Linked DNA regions of Homo sapiens: region 1 is linked to region 2. A link is an interaction called in ENCODE POLR2A ChIA-PET data of the cell type or tissue named here. Cell type or tissue: PC-9. All regions are shown on one strand. Links, peaks and the distances in the headings refer to the core of each region. The heading gives the core; the rest is flanking DNA.

Region 1 (6,947 bases), core at 1,786-5,785, 420 kb before region 2:
ATGTTTTTCCATTTGTTGTGTCCTCTCTTATTTCCTTGAGCAGTGGTTTGTAGTTCTCCTTGAAGAGGTCCTTCACATCCCTTGTAAGTTGGATTCCTAGGTATATTATTCTCTTTGTAGCAATTGTGAATGGGAGTTCACTCATGATTTGTCTCCCTGTTTGTCTATTATTGGTGTATAGGAATGCTTGTGATTTTTGAACATTGATTTTGTATCCCGAGACTTTGCTGAAGTTGCTTATCAGCTAAAGGAGATTTTGGGCTGAGACGATGGGCTTTTCTAAGTATACAATCATGTCATCTGCAAACAGGTACAATTTGACTTCCTCTCTTCCTATTTGATTACATTTTATTTCTTTCTCTTGCCTAATTGCCCTGGCCAGAACTTCCAGTAGTATATTGAATAGGAGTGGTGAGAGAGGGCATCCTTGTCTTGTGCCAGTTTTCAAAGGGAGTGCTTCCAGCTTTTGCCCATTCAGAATGATATTGGCTGTAGGTTTGTCATAAATAGCTTTTATTATTTTGAGATATGTTCCACCAATACCTAGTTTATTGAGAGTTTTTAGCATGAAGAGGTGTTGGATTTTACCAAAGGCCTTTTCTGCATCTATTGAGATAATCCTGTGGTTTTGGTCATTAGTTCTGTTTATATGATGGATTGTTTATTGAGTTGCTTATGTTGAACCAGCCTTGCATCCCAGTTATGAAGCCAACTTGATTGGGATGGGTAAGCTTTTTGATGTGCTGCTGGATTTGGTTTGCCAGTATTTTATTGAGGATTTTCAAATCAAAGTTCATCAAGGGTATTGGCAAATTTTCTTTTTTTGTTGTGTCTCTGCCAGGTTTTGGTATCAGGATGATGCTGGCCTCATAAAATGAGTTAGGGAGGATTCTCTCTTTTTCTATTGATTGGAATACTTTCAGAAGGAATGGTAGCAGCTCCTCCTTGTACCTCTGGTAGAATTCGGTTGTGAATCTATCTGTTCCTGGGCTTTCTTTGGGTTGCCAGGCTAATAATTACTGCCTTAATTTCAAAAAATGTTAAGGGCAGCCAGAGATAGGTCAGGTTACCTACAAAGGAAAGCCCATTAGACTAACATCAGATCTCTCTGCAGAAATCCTACAAGCCAGAAGAGAGTGGGGGCCATTATTCAACATTCTTGAAGAAAAGAATTTTCAACCCAGAATTTCATATCCAGCCGAACTAAGTTTCATAAGCAAAGGAGAAATAATATCTTTCATAGAGAAGCAAATGCTGAGAGATTTTTTCACCACCAGGCCTGCCTTACTAGAGCTCCTGAAGGAAGCACTAAATATGGAAAGGAAAAACTAGTACCAGCAACTGCAAAAACACACCAAATTGTGAAGACCATGGACACTATGAAGAAACTGCATCAACCAATGGGCAAAATAACCAGTTAGCATCATAATGACAGGATCAAATTCACACATAACATTGTGACCTGGAATTAATGTAGTGGGCTAAATGTAATGTAATGGGCTAAAAAATGTAAATGGGCTAAATGCCCCAATTAAAAGACACAGACTGGCAAATTGGATAAAGAGTCAAGAACCATTGGTGTGCTGTCTTTAGGAAACCCCTCTCATGTGCAAAGACACACATATGCTCAAAATAAAAGGATGGAGGAATATTTACTAAACAAATGGAAAGCAAAAAATTTGCAGGGGTTTCAATCCCAGTCTTTGACAAAAAAAGACTTTAAACCGACAAAGATCAAAAAAGACAAAGAAGAGCATTACATAATGGTAAAGTGGTCAATGCAACAAGAAGAGCTAACTTCCCTAAATATATATGCACCCAATACAGGAGCACACAGATTCATAAAGCAAGTTCTTAGATACCTACAAAGATACTTAGACTCCCACACAACAATAGCTGGAGTCTTTAACACCCCACTGTCAATCTTAGACAGATCAATGGACAGAAAATCAACAAGGATATTTCAGGACTTCAACTCAGCTCTGGACCAAGCAGACCTAACAGACATCTACAGAACTATCCACCCCAAATCAACAGAATATACATTCTTCTCAGCACCACATCACACTTATTCTAAAATTGACCACATAATTGGAAGTAAAACACTCCTTCAGCAAATGCAAAAGAATGGAAATCATAACAAACAGTCTCTCAGACCACAGTACAATCAAATTAGAACTCAGGATTAAGAAACTCACTCAAAACTGCACAACTACATGCAAACTGAACAACCTGCTCCTGAATGAATACTGGGTAAATAATGAAATTAAGGGAGAAATAAATAAGTTATTTGAAACCAATGAGAACAAAGATACAATGTACTAGAATCTCTGGGACACAGCTAAAGCAGTGTTTAGAGGGAAGTTTATAGCACTAAATGCCCACAGGAGAAAGCAGGAAATAACTTTTAGATATTTCGACACCCTAACCCCACAATTAAAACAACTAGAGAAGCAAGAGCAAACAAATTCAAAAGCTAGCAGAAGACAAGAAATAACTAAGATCAGATTAGAACTGAAGGAGATAGAGACGTGAAAAACTCTTCAAAAAAAAATGAATGAATCAGGGAGCTGGTTTTTTGAAAAGATTAACAAAATAGACCACTAGCCAGACTAATAAAGAAGAAAAGAGAGAAGAATCAAATAGACAGAATAAAAACGGATAAAGCAGATATCACCACTGATCCCAAAGAGATACAACCAACCATCAGAGAATACTATAAATACCTCTATGCAAATAAACTAGAAAATCTACAAGAAATGGATACATTCCTGGACCCATACCCCCTCCCAAGACTAAACCAGGAAGAAGGTGAATCCCTCTATTATAATTTTTATATTCTTCTTCCTCCAGGAAGTTTTCTTTGAATTCCAGACCTAACTACCATCTTCCCCTACAATCTCTTACAAACCAACTGTATGCTAACATTGATTCCTCATTGCAGAAAAGAACCAATAATAACAGTGGAGTAATACACAAGAGTGAACATTCTGTTCCATTCTTCCTTTCTCCCCTTTACTTACGGTCTCTTTCTTTTACTAGTATGAGGGGTAGCCAAATAGGATTTGTAAACAGGTCTCCTATTTTAGAAAGAGTGGTTCATTGTTTTTTATTTAGGTTCCAGAAATGGATGGAGCTATTTGATACTGCTAGAATTAATTCCAGGTCACAATTCACATTATGAAAGGAAAGATACACAGTTGGTTAAAACATAGCACATGCCATCTGAAAACACAGAGTATGCAGATAAGTCTGCATGTAAACCTGGAATTAACTGCCTGTTATTTCCAGATAAAACCTGTGAGGCCCTCACTGGCCAGCGTGTTAATGAGACCTTCCCTTCCCTGTGTCCACACCAAATGCTCATCTCATTGAAGATGCCTACTGTGCGCTAATGATTTCCTGCATTGACCTTTAACCCCATATGCCCCAAACTCCTCTAGAAATTTTTTAGAACTGCAATATTGAAGCTCTTTTAGGAAACCCCACACACTGCAGTTTGCTTCCTATGAAAGACTTCCTGTGGATGAGCCGGGGCACTGGCGTGCCCTATAGAGCATCCTCACACAAGGACAAAAACAACTGTGTGCTGAAACTTAGAATAACCTTTCCCCATGAGTCAGAATTGACTTACACAACTTAGACATTCTCCCTGGAACACGATCAAATGTCATCTTTCTCCTCCCGTTTCTCCTCAAGAGCTGGAAGGGTTAGAGGCAGCCTGTTTCTAACAAAAACACTACCATTTAGGGGTTTGGTGGTTAACGTTAAGTCTTGCCTTCAAAAGCTTACAGAACTATGGGGAAGTAAACTCAGAAATTTATAATTAAGTATGGCATCTACTGTAATATGCATTAAACACTATCAGGTTTTCCTTCTTGTAGGTTCCTCCAAACATTATGAAGCTGTCTTGATCACTCTTGCTTGGCTTTGGAGACAGTAACCAGGAAAAAGTATAGCTTCTCTTTATGAACCCTGCAATCCCTCAAAAGATGACCACTCCCCACCCACTCCCCCCCCGCCAACACACACACTTCATTAATTGTCTTGTGACAGGGCAGAGTGACAAATGATGTAATTCTGAAAGAGGCATATTTGTGTGGTGAGACACAGGGATTTCAGGGCAAAAGAGTCTCACGTTGAAGCCCTGGATCTAACACTTACTTTTTCTATAATGTTGGGTTTTATCTCTCTGCACCTCAGCTTTCTCTGTTGTAAAATAGGCATCATAAAAATTGCCTACCTCTTAAGGTGCTGTGTACATCAAATGAGTGAAAACACATGCTTGGGACAGTGCATGGCCTGTAATAAGTCCTACCTAATTGTTAGTGGACATTCTCAGTGGACTAAAGATAACAATCAAAGATGCACAGGGCAACATATGGCTTGCACCAGACTCTTTAGAAGGTCAAAGAAAGAGCATGACCCATGGTATTCAGCCTTTGCATTTGTAGCAATACCACCGGAGTGGAGCCTCTTCCACACACAGCTTCAACTACTTCCTCTAAATTGACAGTGCTATGTCAGGTCCAGATCACTGTCATGGTCTCCTGTCCAAGGCACATACTTTCTCACTTATCAGTGACCCCTGAACACTGGATAGAAACATCAAAAACTGAACCTGTCCCATGGCCCTTTCCTTCTTCTATATTCACAAATACTCCACATTGAGTAAAGGAAGTTTGGTCCTGTTTCAATGAGTGGTCTTTCCATCTGCCCTCATCCCACATGCCAGGAATCTGGATGAGGCTGTCAGACACATCTCCTCACTTTTCACATGCATTAGTCTTCCTAGCTCTGGGCCTAAACTGTCTCATGAATTCACCTCTCTCTAATTCTCCTCTCCCAGCAGAGCCTCAACAGTACCCTAAAGTTGATCTGCAATATCTGTTGTCAAATTTATCCTGTACAAACCAACTACATCCTCACTCTCCTGGCCTGCAGAGAGAACAATAAATGACCCAGTTTCAGTCAATTAGACATGCCTGCCTTGGACTTTTCATCGAGAGAGTGATAAAAAGAAGCTGACCTATGAAGCCCAACTGAGCAGAAACAAAGGGAAGAATATTTTCAGCCCAGACAAAGGTAGCTCACTAACTTATATGTGAAGATTATTCAAGCACATACATTTGGCAGAGCAGTGACCACCGTGTAACTAAGAAAGTCTAGGGAGGTGGGAGTACTGCTCAAGATGTGTCTGGAAGGACAGGCAGAGGCTTCGTTACTAAAAAGCCTGTGTGCCTGCTTAGGTACACACATCGTCTTCAGGAAATTGTTAAATAACTGTGAGCTGGCATTGCCAAGATTTAGCACTTAATCTATAAACACTAAAAGATTTTCACATGCGCAGTTTAAAAAACTCATCCAATGGTGTGTCAGGTGAAACCTTATAAAACTGTAACAGAAACCAGCTGTGTGTGCGGACTCCCAGCACGTCCATGTTCATTTCTGGCTCAGCAGAGTGTGAAGGACGTGGTTTGGGGATAGAAAGCTGCTGGCACAGGACACCTGGGCTCCAACCAGGAAGTAAGAGAACCGAGAAGGGAAAGGCAATCCAGGGGTGGGAATCCAGCCTCCCTGGGTTCAGGCACAGTTCAATCTGAGTTTAAAGTGAATACTTGGGACATTTATTATCTTATCTGAGTAAGTTATCTGCTTCTTAAGAGTGATGAGCTCATTTTTATGGTCTTGCTTTTGACTTTCAGGCTTCCCATGGGAACTTCATAAAGAGCCCATAAATATATGTTTATCTGTGTCTCTAGCATAATCCAGATTTTTGTTGAGCCGGAAGTTACCTTAAAAATTAATTTTTATATGTCTGAATAAATAAAAACATACTGCCACTCCTATAAATAATGTACACATAGAATGGACATATTCTGCACCAGGAATTTAACTGTTAAGGCTGAGATACACACATCCATATTCAATAGACAATTGTATTTGCTATTGTGTAAGCAGAGCAGTAGAAAGTACAAATATAAATGTACTCTCTTCCTTTAAAATATAAATCGGAGTATGATGCTATTAATAGATATAATACAAAATGTCTTGTATGATAGTTGCTTTAATTTCCGAGCATGTGACACTTTCTAATCTTCATTTTAATATTTTTATGCATGTTATTGCATAACAGAATTCAGAGAGAGAATAGTTTCTCTTACCCTACTACTGATTTGTAAGTTTTGAGCCAAAACTTTCATTAAAGATAATATAATAAGAATTATACCCACACATTGTAGCAAGTGCCAATTTCCTGGTTTTGATGTTGCACTGTAGTTATGTAAAATGTAGCCAACAAGAAAACCGGGTGAAGGGGGCACGGGTCCTCCCCACACTATCCTTGCTACTTCCCATAGGAAAAATTCTGTAATTATTTTGAAATAAAATGTTATTTTAAAAAAGCACACTTGCATTTCTGAACTGACCCCATTTAGTTACGGTGTGTTATTCCTTTTATGGATTCCTGATTCTACTAGTTAATTTTTAAAAGCTATTTCTGTGTTAAACTATAAGAGAATATAGTTCCATATTTTTTAATTATTGAGTTCTGTACGGTTTTTAATATCAGATTAATAAGGCCCTCATAAAATAGGTTGCAAAGTGTTCACTCCTCTATTTCATAAGAGTTTTGAGTGGCAGTGGTGTCATTTTTTGCTTAAATATTGGATAAAATTCATCAGAGGGGCCATGTGTCCCTGGAGTGTTTAATTATTGGTGGAAAAGTGTTTGGCCAGGTACTCAATTTCTTTAATGTATCTAAGTCTATTCAGATTTAACTACTTCTTCTTGAATCAGTTTTGGTAATTTGTGTCTTTCAAATAATTTGTTCATTTCACTTAAGTTATTGAATTTGTTGACGTAAAGTTGTGTATAATATTACCTTATTTTAAAGTCAGTAGAATTTATAATTATATCTCCTTTTTCCATCTTAATAGTGTGATTTG
Region 2 (6,947 bases), core at 1,817-5,816:
AAGGTGTAAGGAAGGGATCAAGTTTCAGCTTTCTACATATGGCTAGCCAGTTTTCCCAGCACTATTTATTAAATAGGGAATCCTTTCCCCATTGCTTGTTTTTCTCAGGTTTGTCAAAGATCAGATAGTTGTAGATATGCGGCGTTATTTCTGAGGGCTCTGTTCTGTTCCATTGATCTATATCTCTGTTTTGGTACCAGTACCATGCTGTTTTGGTTACTGTAGCCTTGTAGTATAGTTTGAAGTCAGGTAGTGTGATGCCTCCAGCTTTGTTCTTTTGGCTTAGGATGGACTTGGCGATGCAGGCTCTTTTTTGGTTTCATATGAACTTTAAGGTAGTTTTTTCCAATACTGTGAAGAAAGGCATTGGTAGCTTGATGGGGATGGCATTGAATCTGTAAATTACCTTGGGCAGTATGGCCATTTTCATGATATTGATTCTTCCTACCCATGAGCATGGAATGTTCTTCCATTTGTTTGTATCCTCTTTTATTTCCTTGAGCAGTGGTTCGTAGTTCTCCTTGAAGAGGTCCTTCACATCCCTTGTATGTTGGATTCCTAGGTATTTTATTCTCTTTGAAGCAATTGTGGATGGGAGTTCACTCATGATTTGGCTCTCTGTTTGTCTGTTGTTTCTGTATAAGAATACTTGTGATTTTTGTACATTGATTTTGCATCCTGAGACTTTGCTGAAGTTGCTTATCAGCTTAAGGAGATTTTGGACTGAGACAATGGGGTTTTCTAGATATACAATCATGTCATCTGCAAACAGGGACAATTTGACTTCCTCTTTTCCTAATTGAATACCCTTTATTTCCTTCTCCTGCCTGATTGCCCTGGCCAGAACTTCCAACACTGTTGAATAGGAGTGGTGAGAGAGGGCATCCCTGTCTTGTGCCAGTTTTCAAAGGGAATGCTTCCAGTTTTTGCCCATTCAGTATAATATTGGCTGTGGGTTTGTCATAGATAGCTCTTATTATTTTGAAATACGTCCCATCAATACCTAATTTATTGAGAGTTTTTAGCATGAAGGGTTGTTGAATTTTGTCAAAGGCCTTTTCTGCATCTATTGAGATAATCATGTGGTTTTTGTCTTTGGCTCTGTTTATATGCTGGATTACATTTATTGATTTGTGTATATTGAACCAGCCTTGCATCCCAGGGATGAAGCCCACTTGATCATGGTGGATAAGCTTTTTGATGTGCTGCTGGATTCGTTTTGCCAGTAATTTATTGAGGATTTTTGCATCAATGTTCATCAAGGATATTGGTCTAAAATTCTCTTTTTTTGTTGTGTCTCTGCCTGGCTTTGGTATCAGAATGATGCTGGCCTCATAAAAAGAGTTACGGAGGATTCCCTCTTTTTCTATTGATTGGAATAGTTTCAGAAGGAATGGTACCAGTTCCTCCTTGTACCTCTGGTAGAATTCGGCTGTGAATCCATCTGGTCCTGGACTCTTTTTGGTTGGTAAGCTATTGATTATTGCCACAATTTCAGATCCTGTTATTGGTCTATTCAGAGATTCAACTTCTTCCTGGTTTAGTCTTGGGAGAGTGTATGTGTCGAGGAATTTATCCATTTCTTCTAGATTTTCTAGTTTATTTGCGTACAACAAAAAAACAAACAACCCCATCAAAAAGTGGGCAAAGGATATGAACAGACACTTCTCAAAAGAAGACATTTATGCAGCCAAAAAACACACGAAAAAATGCTAATCATCACTGGCCATCAGAGAAATGCAAATCAAAACCACAATGAGATACCATCTCACACCAGTTAGAATGGCTATCATTAAAAAGTCAGGAAACAACAGGTGCTGGAGAGGATGTGGAGAAATTGGAACACTTTTACACTGTTGGTGGGACTGTAAACTAGTTCAACCATTGTGGAAGTCAGCGTGGAGATTCCTCAGGGATCTAGAACTAGAAATACCATTTGACCCAGCCATCCCATTACTGGGTATACACCCAAAGGAGTATAAATCATGCTGCTATAAAGACACATGCACACGTATGTTTATTGTGGCATTATTCACAATAGCAAAGACTTGGAACCAACCCAAATGTCCAACAATGATAGACTGGATTAAGAAAATGTGGCACACATACACCATGGAATACTATGCAGCCATAAAAAATGATGAGTTCATGTCCTTGGTAGGGACATGGATGAAACTGGAAATCATCATTCTCAGTAAACTATTGCAAGAACAAAAAACCAAACACCGCATATTCTCACTCATAGGTGGGAATTGAACAATGAGATCACATGGACACAGGAAGGAGAATATCACACTCTGGGGACTGTTGTGGGGTGGGGGGAGGGGGAAGGGATAGCATTGGGAGATATACCTAATGCTGGATGACGAGTTAGTGGGTGCAGCGCACCAGTATGGCACATGTATACATATGTAACTAACCTGCACAATGTGCACATGTACCCTAAAACTTAAAGTATAATTAAAAAAAAAGAAAAAAAATCAACTCAAAATAGATTAAAGACTTAAATGTAAGACCCCAAGCTGTGAAAGAACTAGAAGAAAATACAGGGCAGATGTCCATGACATTGGTATGGGCAAAGAATTTTTAGCTAAGACCTCAAAAGCATAAGCTACAAAAGCAAAAACAGACAAATGGAATTACATCAAATTAAAACGCTTCTGAGGCAGGAAAATGGCAAGAACCCAGGAGGCGGAGCTTGCAGTGAGCCGAGATTGAGCCACTGCACTCCAGCCTGGGCAACAGAGCAAGACTCTGTCTCAAAAAAAATAATTAAAATAACTTAAAAATAAAAAATAAAATAAAAAGCTTCTAGACATCAAAAAAAATCAACAAAGCAACTACTCACAAAATGGAAAAAAACGTTTACAAACTATAGAAGTAGATTATTTCAATAGCCCTATCACTATAAGGAAAATTGTGCTGAGAATTTTTTAATTAAATCTTAATTTAATCAAGATTTGACTTTCAAAATGAAATCTCTAAACCCAGACAATTTCACTGGAAAATTATACCAAAGTTTTAAAGAAGAATTAACACTCATTTTACACAATCTATTCAGGAAAATTGAAGAAAGGACGTTCATTTGCCAATTCATTTTATGAAGCTAGTATTATCATGATGCCAAAACTAAACAAAAGCAAAACAAAAAAGGAAGAAAGAAGGCCAATATCCCTCATGAATACAGACACAAAATTCCTTAACAAAATACTAATAGAATGCTGTAATACATAAAAAGAAGTATACACTATAACTACGTGGCGTTTACTCCAGGGTTGCAAAGCTAGTTCAGTATTCAAAAATCAATCAACATAATGCACCATATCAACAGGCAAAAAAGGAACAATTACATGATCTTAGCAATCAAAGCAGAAGAAGCATTTGAAAAAAATTCAACACTTATTCATAGTGAAAGCTCTCAGAAAAATAAGAGTGCAGGTGAACTTCCTCATCTTGGTATGAAGCAGCTGCACAAAACCTACAGCTCACATTACACCTAATGATGACAGACTGGATGTGTCCTAACATCAGTAACTACATAAGAATGTCTCCTCTCATTACTCTTAGCCAACATAGTGCTAGGCATTCTCACTAGTGGAATGTAAAATATTTAGATGTAAATCTAACAAGGCATGTGTGTGACAGACATAACACATTTATGAGCTGGAAAACTCAACACAGTAAAGTTGTCAATTTAAATACTGATTTAATGAAATCTCTATTAAAATCTTAGCAGGAATTTTGTTGATATAGACAAGATTATACTGAAACTTATAAGGAAAGGCAAATGAATTAGAATAGCTAAAATCATTTTGAAAAAGAGAAATAAAATGGGATAAACAAGTCTATTCAATATTAAGAATTTTTATATAGCTATAGTAATCAGGACTATTTGATGTTGGTAGAGGGACAGACAGAGATTTAAAAAATGAACAGAAATAAACATAAATAGGCCCAACTGATTTTTGACAAAGGTATATAAATAATTCAACAGAGCAAAGATAACCTTTTTCAAAAAATGATGCTGGTGCAATTGAATATCAATAGGCAAAAGTAAATGAACAAATGTCAAGCTAAGGGTAAAGTCTTATACTTTATGCAAAAATTAATTAATAATGAATCACAGACTTATATGTAAAAAGTAAAACTATAACATGTTTATAAAAACATTCAGAGAAAAAATGGAGGCATCTTCGCTTCTATCTAGGAGGAGCTGAATGAGTGAATTACCTAAGCTTCCATCTAGGAGGAGGTCTATTAAACACCATGTAAATAGAGGAGACGATATGACAATGATAACTGAAACCAATGAAATAGACAACAAGCAACAGAGGAAATCATGAAACCAAAATCTGGTTATTTGAAAAGATCAGTAAGTTGGCACAATTCAAGTCAGATTAATTCAATAAAAAGAACAGAAAATACAAATTCAAGAATAAAAAAGAGGATACACTCACAGATTCGACAGATAAAAAAAATTTAAGAGGATACAATGAATAAGATTTTGCCAATAAAACTGGCATTTTAATAAAATAGCAACTTCAATGAGAGACATAAATTACCAAAATTGACTCCCCAAGAATAGAGAATATAAGTGACTCTTTATTAATGAAATTTAATTTGTAATTAAGATCTGTTCACAAAGAAAATTCCAGATCTCAATGGCTTCACTGATGAAATCAATCAAACATTTACCAAGAAGTAACAGCAATTTTACACAAATTTCTGCATAAAATGTAGGAGAAAGGAATATTTCCCAACGTATATCAGAAGCTCAGCATTAGGCTGATACCAACACCAAACAAAGACATCATAAGAAATGAAAGTTAGAGATCGGTAACTTTCATGAAAGAAGTCACAGTAAAATTCTTTGTAAAATATTAACCTCTCCTCAGATACACCATGCCCCGTGCCTGGTCTGTATTTTGAATGGGAGGATGGGGGACATGGAAAAAGAAAAAATATTAGCAAATAGAATTTATCAAATTATGAAAAGATATTGCATCATGGCCTAAAGACATTTAACCAATGAATACAAGGTCTAGCAATGAAATGAAATTCACCATTTAAAAAATATAAAGAAGAAAAATCTTATGATCATTACTACAGATGTGTGTATGTGTGTAATATAACACAGACATAAATATATGATACATACATGCACATATACATGAGCAATGATTCTATCTATTTACAGATAGTTAAGTTTTTCATAGATACCCTTTATCTAGTTAAGGAAGTTCCTTTCTATTCCTAGTTAGCCAAGATTTTTTTAAATCATGGATATGTGCTAAATTTTATCCATGTCTATCTATCTATCTATCTATCTACCTACTTACCTATTTATCTACCCATCCATATATCCAAATATAGATGCTTTCCCCTAAAATTAGAGACAAAGGTAGAATGTCTACTCACTGCTTCTATTAAATTGATGGCCCAGGACAATAAGGCAGTACCAATTAATAAACATTATATATATTAGAAAGGAAGAATCAAACTGCATCTGTTAACAAATTAATGTTCAAATTCACAGAGAATCCTAAGGTATCTGCAAAAAAAGCTACTAGAGTTAACATATGAGTTTAGCAAGGACACAGGATTCAAGGTCAATACACAAAACTCAAATAGATATATCCACATACTAGGAAAGAACAATTACATTTGAAGTTTAAAAAATGGTGCCCTTACACGCCTGTAATCCCAGCACTTTGGGAGGCCAAGGCAGGCGGATCACGAGGTCAGGAGATCGAGACCATCCTGCCTAACATGGTGAAACCCCGTCGCTACTAAAAAGACAAAAAAATTAGCCGGGCATGGTGGTGGGCGCCTGTAGTCCCAGCTACTTGGGAGGCTGAGGCAGGAGAATGGCGTGAACCTGGGAGGCAGAGCTTGCAGTGAGCGGAGATGGCGCCACTGCACTCCAGCCAGGGCAACAGAGTGAGACTCCGTCTCAAAAAAAAAAAAAAAAGAAAAAGAAAAAGAAAAAAATGGTGCCTTAAAAACATCATACAAAATAATGCAATTTATTTAGCAGAAATTAATTTAGCAAAATATGTGCATGGTATAAAACCTTACTCAGACCAGTGAAAGAAAGAAAGAGATATACCATGTTTATGCATTGGAAGGCTCAGTATTAAGATTTCAGTCCTTTACTAATTGATCTGGAGATTCAAAATAATCCAAAGTAAAATCCCCGGAATCTTTTTGTTGTTGTTCTTGTTGAGAAACTGACAATTTGATCCTAAAATTAGATGGAAATGTAAAGGGTATAAAATAACCAAAATAATTTTGAAAAATTAGAACAAAGTTGCACAGATTATATGTTTTCAAGACTGTTGGGAATATAAAATGGTACCACATTGTGAAAGACAATTTTGCTGTCTGTTATAAAGTTAAACATTTACTTAATATACAATCCAGAAACTTTATTCCTAGGTATTTACCCAAGAGAAATGAAAACATATATCCACATAAAATTTGCACACAAAAGTTCATAGCAGCTTTTTTCATCATGGCTCCAAACAGGAAACAACCTAAATGTTCAACAATAGGCGCACGGATAAACAAATTGTTGTACAGTCACACAGTAGAACACTAACAACTGCACAAAAAAAGTTATGCTAGAACTCTTAGGTCTGAATGTTTATGTTCCCCTAAAATTCATATGTTGAAATCCTAACTTCCAATGTGATGTTCTTAAAATATACAGCCTTTTGGAATGATTAGATCATAAAGGTGGGGTCCTCCTGAATGGGACTAGTGCTCTTACAAAAGGAGTCCCAGAGAGTTCCCTCATACCTTCCACCCTATGGGACACAGAGAGACTGCGTTATCTGTGAAGCAGGAACCCAACCTTCACCTGATGGTGAATCAGCCAATGCCTTGATCTTGGACTTCTAGCCTCTAGAACTGTGAGAAATAAGTTTCTGTTTTTTATCAACCAC

Evidence for each region. ChIA-PET counts read pairs that join two places held together with the same protein. Peaks named below come from ENCODE experiments on the same cell type or tissue, not always from the same donor. Only the 100,000 strongest peaks of a DNase experiment are listed, where the experiment ranks them.
Region 1: POLR2A ChIA-PET joins it to region 2 with 11 read pairs; 1 of 35 experiments calls an interaction of 5 or more read pairs at or near these places.

Annotation. Positions count from the first base shown.
Region 1 is chr7:46,556,068-46,563,014 of GRCh38, reverse strand. No RefSeq gene overlaps it. Among named protein-coding and RNA genes, the nearest start is that of IGFBP3, 640 kb to the right of the region's middle. In PC-9, for the core only: no CTCF peak of the experiment used is centred there; DNase peaks (open chromatin) are centred at 3,624, 4,054 and 5,574; H3K4me3 peaks cover 418 bases; H3K27ac peaks cover 2,954 bases.
Region 2 is chr7:46,135,851-46,142,797 of GRCh38, reverse strand. No RefSeq gene overlaps it. Among named protein-coding and RNA genes, the nearest start is that of IGFBP3, 220 kb to the right of the region's middle. In PC-9, for the core only: no CTCF peak of the experiment used is centred there; a DNase peak (open chromatin) is centred at 3,517; H3K27ac peaks cover 2,373 bases.